Linked DNA regions of Homo sapiens: region 2 is linked to region 1. A link is an interaction called in ENCODE POLR2A ChIA-PET data of the cell type or tissue named here. Cell type or tissue: endothelial cell of umbilical vein. All regions are shown on one strand. Each heading gives the region's core, and the rest is flanking DNA. Links, peaks and the distances in the headings are about the cores only.

What was found. Peaks named below come from ENCODE experiments on the same cell type or tissue, not always from the same donor. Only the 100,000 strongest peaks of a DNase experiment are listed, where the experiment ranks them.
Region 2: POLR2A ChIA-PET joins it to region 1 with 5 read pairs; 4 of 35 experiments call an interaction of 5 or more read pairs at or near these places.

The regions. Positions count from the first base shown.
Region 1 is chr20:1,371,148-1,376,578 of GRCh38, forward strand. It overlaps FKBP1A (FKBP prolyl isomerase 1A), which reads right to left. Exons shown (of 5, transcript NM_000801.5): 3 at 4,344-4,456; 4 at 929-1,093. The coding sequence ends at 965. The region is part of intron 2 of FKBP1A-SDCBP2 (FKBP1A-SDCBP2 readthrough (NMD candidate)); the gene reads right to left. SDCBP2-AS1 (SDCBP2 antisense RNA 1) reads left to right here. Exons shown (of 3, transcript NR_040049.1): 2 at 1,931-2,031. Among named protein-coding and RNA genes, the nearest start is that of MIR6869, 19 kb to the right of the region's middle. In endothelial cell of umbilical vein, for the core only: no CTCF peak of the experiment used is centred there; DNase peaks (open chromatin) are centred at 2,494, 3,424 and 3,444; H3K27ac peaks cover 1,847 bases.
Region 2 is chr20:1,259,914-1,262,413 of GRCh38, forward strand. No RefSeq gene overlaps it. Among named protein-coding and RNA genes, the nearest start is that of SNPH, 5.1 kb to the right of the region's middle. In endothelial cell of umbilical vein, for the core only: no CTCF peak of the experiment used is centred there; no DNase peak of the experiment used is centred there.

The sequences.
Region 1 (5,431 bases), core at 1,133-3,632:
CTATGGCAGGAGGGGAGCAAATAAAAAGGTCTGGGGCCAGTTGGAAGGAAGCCAGTAGCATTCATGTACTTAATGATTCTAACACTTACATGAAAAGTTACGTGCTACTAGGATACTGAGTTTAGTTCCTAAGAAATGAGGGTGGAAGAGGGGAAAATCAACAAACAGGGGCTCTGGTCCTACTTTGCCACTGCCTGGATGTGACCTTGAGTAAGGCCTTTCTCTCTGGCCCTGTTTCCTTACTGTTGCACAATAAAGCTGATGCAGAGGCCCCTAAGATCCCTTCCTAGAACTGTCTGATCTAAGAGCATCCTTTCAACTTCACAAGCATCCTCTGGCTTCATTTTTCCACTTCACTCACTGATAAGCTGGCCTGGGGGCCTCAAGTGTCCTGGGTGTGGACCCTGAGCAGGTGGACCGATGCAGGAATGCCTCCCTCATACCATCTAATAGGCAGTAACCACAAACCACAGTGAAGAGAGAGCCGCAGAAGCTAGGACATGATATTCATATCCAAAGGGCTTTTTTTTTCCCCCTCTAGCTTCTAGAAACACAGGGTAGAACAAAGTCATTCATTAAGAGTCTTATTTCCAAAGAACTAAAATGTTGGCACTACAAATTTGGCCTACATTTCCATAGTCCTCAATTCAGTTTTAATTTATAAACTACATAGAAAAACATTTAAACAGCTGCCATCTCCATGAGTTGAACTGGGAACATACACATGCCAATTCCTTTCCTTAGGGTGACCAATTTTTACATTCAAAGCATACACTAATAACACTGAAAGGATACTCAATACAGAAAGAATGCAGGGGGAAAAATAGCCTTGTGGTGTTTTTTGTTCTCTCTGCTACCCATCAAACGCTGGGCATAACATGGGAGGAGCAAAGGCAGTGAAGGGCCCTTCAGTATTCCATTTCCTTACCCAAGAACAGGGAGCTAAGGGAGGAGGCCATTCCTGTCATTCCAGTTTTAGAAGCTCCACATCGAAGACGAGAGTGGCATGTGGTGGGATGATGCCTGGGTGCCCAGTGGCACCATAGGCATAATCTGGAGATATAGTCAGTTTGGCTCTCTGACCCACACTCATCTGTGAAAAGAACAAGGAAGACAGACTCAGCTGGACACATGCCCCAACTGTCTCTGTAAGAAAAAGAGCTGTTTACCTAGGTGTTCCTTGGCCAGGATGGTATTGACTTTCCAGTGACTTTGCAGCTGCCCAGGCATCACCACCTCCTTGTGCAGGACTTGGAGGTTGGCAGTCATATTCCATCACCCCTGCATCTCACTCCAAGAAGCCCAATGGCAGTTCAAAACCCCTCCTGACTCTCAGAACGGTCAGGCCCTCAACCTTTCTACGCAAGTCTTAATGACTAATGCTAGGCAGGTAACATTCCAGATGTCTCACCACCTAGTCCCCTTCAGTGATCTGTCACTTAAAGGACATGTTAAGTGCCATCTATGCTCTTCTTGAAAAAGGAATACTCAACTTTGCTTTAAAAAAATATATACACAGGAAGTAATACTTGAGGGTAGTCTATTTTTTCTGTATTTTTTCTATTTATACTCTTTTACCCATATAGGAAAACTTCAAAAAAGACAATATGATTTTCTGGGCTACAAAATAGCATTTACTGAATACCATTTGTGAAAATATTGATATGCCTACAACAGAAAACATCTTTGGAAGGACATACCAGACATTTGCTGTGAGGAGAACAGTATGGATAGTGAGTGACCAGTAAGGAGAGATTTCTACTTTAAAAAATATATTTGTGTATATTTTCAGTTTCAAATTAAATACACAAATAAGTATAAAATATCTACTTTCTGAACAGTGAGCAGGTTCTCTGCAGTATTTCCATCCTTTGACTTATCTCTGCTTTTGGTCTCCATGTGTATGTTCCCGACTTTCCAACTCCACCAGACAGAGGATGAATAAAGAGGAAGCTCCAGGCTGTGAAGCGTCTAGTCCTTGCTCCCCTCAGAAGCTGGGACATGTTGGACCAAGGTGGTAAGGATAGTGAGGTATGGCTTTACCTTGTACAATTCAAAACAATCATATTCCTTGACTCAGCAATTCTATTTCCAGAATATTCTGCTAACAACTCAAAAGTCCATCACAGAAGGAGTGGTTTCATAGGCATATCCACACCAGGGATTAGTCATGAGAAATCATATAGTGGTGGCTTTAAATGTATTAACATGAAAAGATGTCCAAGATGGATGAAAGAAAGCTGCCAAAATGGTCCTTGTGGCAGGCAGGACTCCACGCCTGCAAACATGTAAAACCAAAACAATATCAAAAGGAAAGGAAAAGGGTCACAAGTCAATCTCCCCTTCTTCCTGTGTTTTTAACTCACTTGGTGAAAAAATATGCTATGAAGAATTTAAAAGATATTTTATGTAGATCTCAAACTACCCAGACTTCTCACAAATGACAGGGCTGTGACTGACCCCAAAATACCAGTTAAAGGGGGAGTCAGGCATCTGTCCAATACTCGACCATGCCTCTCCAAGCCTGGGAAGTGAAGTAGGCCGATAACACTATCTCGATGGCAGATACAGCACTCAGTACATACAACGCAGTGATTGTTCCAATGCTGGAGCAGTCACAGAAGATGGGTTGTGGTATGAACAATGGCTGGCATGAAAGATGGGGGATGGGCTACAGATCCAAGAGCCAGACAGACTAGGGAGACAGAGGCAAAAAGCTATGGTTGGCAAGGTTTCCCAAGGGAAGTAAACTACAAAGCCTCTTCCTCACACTGCCAACCCTCTGCCCTGCAGGAACAGAAACCCAGACACCTGGGAGTGGGATGGCTTCAAGTTCCTGAAAGTTGAGCAGTTTATTTGGAGATAAATCAGTGATATTTTATAGAGGAAGTAGAGCAATGTGTATTCTGGAAAAGAGAGAGACAGAAATCTGTCTTTTCATCTTGGTTAAATTTCTAATTCTCCTGGGTGAGAGGGAAGCAGACTAATTACCCATCATGCAGAGCCTAATTATAAAGTTCCTTGGGTCTCAGGTCACTGAAAAACATCCCTTTACCTGGTTAGAGCCAAGAAAAAATTCCTAGGTTTGATGGAAAGACAGAATCCAACTAAAATTTGGCAACCCTGGGTCCCTATTGTCTCCTGGGAATTTTGTAGTGTTGGCAGAACAAAAGCTGTTTCCACAAATGGGGAGGAAAGAGATTAGGAAACACACTCAAGACAAACGAAATGACTTTCTCCATAAGTATGACGTCTCAGAAGTGGTCTCACACAATATGGGTAATAGATAAATACAAATTAAAACCACTGATATCATGTTTTACTCTTATTGTCCAGAGGCCAAAGATTTAACAATATACTGTGATGCTGGGGCTGGGAGGAGATTGCACCTTTATAGCCTGGTGGTGGCAGTCCAGAGTGCAACCCCTAGAGATGGTAACTTGACAAGACCTCTCAAAAACACTACACACAGCTTTTGAGCCCCTCATCCCACTTCTGAGAGTAAGTCCTATGGCAACATGTGCACACGTGGAAAATGAAGTCTGTACAAGGTGAGTTACTGCAGCATTGTTTATAATAGCAAAATACTGGAAATGACTCAAATACTCATTAATAGGGCACTAGCCAAGTAAATTATAGCACACTTACATAAACGAATACTAGGCAGCTGTAACAGAGCTTACTCCTCATTTTTTCTTTCTTTTTTGAAATGGAGTTTCGCTCTCGTCATCCAGGCTGGAGCGCAATGGCACAATCTTGGCTCACTACAACCTCCGCCTGCTGGGTTCAAGTGATTCTCCTGCCTCGGCCTCCCAAGTAGCTGGGATTACAGGCACCTGCCACCACGCCCGGCTAATTTTTGTATTTTTAATGGAGATGGGGTTTCGCCATGTTGGCCAGGCTGGTCTCGAACTCCGGACCTCAGGTGATCCATCCATCTTGGCCTCCCAAAGTGCTGGGATTACAGGAACTCCTGACCTCAGGTGATCCACCCATCTTGGCCTCCCAAAGTGCTGGAATTACAGGCATGAGCCACCGCGCCCAGCCTACTCCTCTTTTATGTAGTGGTATTGCAAGTGTCAAAAATGCATTAAGTGAAAAAGTAAACTGCAAAACAGTATGTGTGTGAAAGCAAGAAAAAAGTTATGTTTTTATATGTGCTTAAACCACAGTACAAGAAACATTAACAACAGGAGCTTCTTGTGGGGGTATTGGTCAGATGGGATGGCATGAGGGTGAGACTTTTCACTTTTTTTATTTTTGAACCGTATAAATATGCCACCTATAAAAAAATATAAAAGGTAAATACTAGAAAGCAAAACAAAACAAATGAGAGAGCATACCTGGGCAACCCCTTCTTCCCAGCCTCGGATCACCTCCTGCTTGCCTAGCATAAACTTAAAGGGCTTGTTTCTGTCCCGGGAGGAATCAAATTTCTTTCCATCTTCAAGCATCCCTGTGAAAAAGACGACTGTAACATGAGCAGCAGAGTAATGACACAAGACAAGTCAGAAACCAGCAGCAGAGCACTCATCAGAGATGCCAGTGCTGAAGAGTCTGGCAGGAACTGCAGTATCTAGGGAGGGTTTCCTGTGACCTCACTGGACATCTAAGGAGTTGCGACAGTCCTACTCCAGACCTGTGAATGCTCTTCCCTGACTCCAAGCAATAACTCGACTACAAAAGGACCCCGCGTACCAGAGATGAGCGGCAGTCCACCTTCTTCTGGAGATGGGGAGTATAAACTTCCTCCTGCCCTGACTCTCCCAGCACCCCGTGGATTTTCTCCCCAGCTAAAAATAACTGTGGTCCCTCGAGGTGCACACTATGTCTAGAAGTCACACACAGTGCAAGAAGCAATATTCCTTCCCAAAATCCCCCATCATCTTTCACATATAATGTGTGTATATATTGCTCCTCCATTGTTCAGTGCAGGCAAATCCCCCTCCACCATCTGCCACCCCCATGGGCTCCTCTGTGGTTCACTAATTGTGACCTACACACATTGCTGCTCTCCAGGCTGTGGGTCAGCACTATGGGATGTGGTAAGAGGAAGCTATAAGGCAAGCTTTCACCCTCATTCTAGTGCCAAGTGTCTCACACCAACAGGGAACCTGGGGCGTAAAGCTGGCCCCTTGTAGGCTGGTTCCTGAGTTGTCATAATTTTCCTGGGAAAGTAAAAACCAACCTAGGCTGAAATAGAGAAATGAAAGAAAGAATTTGTGCAGCATTCATCCCACTTATTTTATCCAATGCTGCCCCACAAAACAACCCATGCTCATTTTTGCACAGCTAATACTTTGTAACAGAGATGACTGAAGAGAACAGGAATACTAAGGAGGTTGCAGTGGTGGCCCTTCAAGAATTAACTCAGTAAACCCAGCCAACTGCTAGCAACTCTGTGGCCAGTGGTTCCACTCTGAGTTACTCT
Region 2 (2,500 bases), core at 1-2,500, 110 kb before region 1:
CCCTCTTTTCTAATATAAACACATAAAGCTCTGTTTCCTTCTAGGTAACTGATTTGGGATCTTCCCTCTTTTCTAGTATAAACACATAAAGCTCTGTTTCCTTCTAGGTAACTGATTTGAGATCTTCGCTCTTTTCTAATATAAACACATAAAGCTCTGTTTCCTTCTAGGTAACTGATTTGAGATCTTCCCTCTTTTCTAATATAAACACATAAAGCTCTGCTTCTTGGTAACTGATTTGGTATCTTCCCTCTTTTCTAATAGAAACACATAAAGCTCTGTTTCCTTCTAGGTAACTGGTTTGAGATCTTCCCTCTTTTCTAATATAAACACATAAAGCTCTGTTTCCTTCTAGGCAACTGATTTGAGATCTTCCCTCTTTTCTAATATAAACACATAAAGCTCTGTTTCCTTCTAGGTAACTGATTTGGGGTCTTTCCTCTTTTCTAATATAAACACATAAAGCTCTGTTTCCTTCTAGGTAACTGGTTTGAGATCTTCCCTCTTTTCTAATATAAACACATAAAGCTCTGTTTCCTTCTTGGCACTGCTTTAGCTGCATCACACAGATACTTATACGTTGTATCTTCACTTTTGTTCTGTTAAAAATATTTTCTAATTTCCCTTGAGACTTGCAGGTCTTTTACCTGCAAATTATTTGGAGGTATAGGATGTTCAGTTTCGAAGGGATATTTCCAGTAATTGATTTTGAGTTTAATTCCATTATGGTAAGAGAACATACTTTAAATGATTTCAATTATTTCAGATTCATTAAGATTTATTTTATGACCCTATACTAAGTTGAAAATTTGTGTATACATTTTGACTCCCCAAAAACTTAACTACTAATAGCCTACTGTTGACCAGAAGTCTTACCTATAACATAAACAGTCAATTAGCACATGTGTTGTATATGTATTATATACTATATTCTTACAATAAAGCAAGCTAGAGAAAAGAAAATGTTATTAAGAAAATCATAAGGAAGATAAATATATTTTCTATTCATTAAGTGGAAGTGGATCAACATAAAGGTCTTCATCTTCATGGTCTTCACACTGAGTAGGCTGAGGAGGAGAAGGAGGAAGAGGAGTTAGTGTTGCTGTCTCGGAGATGGCAGAGTCAGAAGAAAATCCACATGGAAATGGACACACACAGTTCAAAGCTGTGTTGTTCAAGGATCAATTCTGTTCTGCATTTGTTAGGTGGAGTGTTCTATAAATGTCAGTTGGACCTAGTTAGTTCATAGTGTTGTTTAGTTCTTCTACATCCTTGTTTATTTTGTCTACTAGTTCTATCAATTACTGAGAAAAAGTGTTTGTGTCTCCAGCTATAATTGTGGATCTGTTTATTTCTCTTTTCCATTCTGTCAGTTTTTGCTTTATATATTTTGAAGTTCTTTTATTAGGTTATATACATTTATAATTATTACATCTTCTTGGTGAAATGACCCTTTTATTATTTTATAATAATTCTCTTTATTCCTGGTAATATTTTTTGCTCTGTAGTCTACTTTTTCTAATATTAATATAGTTATTCCAGCTTTCCTTTGATAAGTATTTGTATGGTATATCTTTTTTTATCTTTTACTTTTAGCCTACCTATATCATTCATTATAGTTAAAGTGAATTTCTTATAGACTGCATCAAATAAAGTCATTTTTTTATCCATTCGGATAACCTCTGTTTTAATTGAAGTGTTTAGATCACTTATATTTAATGTAATTATTGACATTTTTGGATTTCAGATTTTATTTATTTAGGATTTTTGGATTTTATTTTATTTTTTTTACTGTTTGTTCCCTTTATTTTTTATTCCTCTGTTTTCCCCTTTCTTGTCTTCTTTTGGAATATTTGGAATTCCATTTTTATTTCTTCTTCTTCTTTTTTTTTTTTTTTGACAGAGTCTCACTCTGTTGCCCAGGCTGGAGTACAGAGGTGCAGTCTTAGCTCACTGCAACCTCTCCCTCCTGGATTCAAGCAATTCCCATGCCTCAGCCTCCTGAGTAGCTGAGATTACAGGTATACAACCACCCCACTCAGCTAATTTTTGTATTTTTAGTACAGACCAAGTTTTATATTTTTAATAGAGACCTGTTGGACAGGCTCATCTTGAACTCCTGGCCTCAAGTGATCCACCCACCTCTACCTCCCAAAGTGCCAGGATTACAGGCATGAGCCAGTGCACCCGGCCTATGGTGTTTTTTTTTTTTTTTTTTTACTATATTTTTTGTCATAGATTTTAAAAATAGCTATTCTAGGGGTTACAAAATACATACTTAACTTTTCATGCTCTACTTAGAATTGATATTTTACCACTTCAAGAGGAGTGTAAAAATCTTACACCATATAGGTCCCTTTATATTGTAAAGGAATATACATACTCCTCCTTTATATTGTACTAGTCTTATCTACACACATTGAACCCCCATCAACAATTGTTGCTTTCCACTGTCAAACATGTTTTAAAAGATCAAGAGAAGAATAGCCTATTACATTTA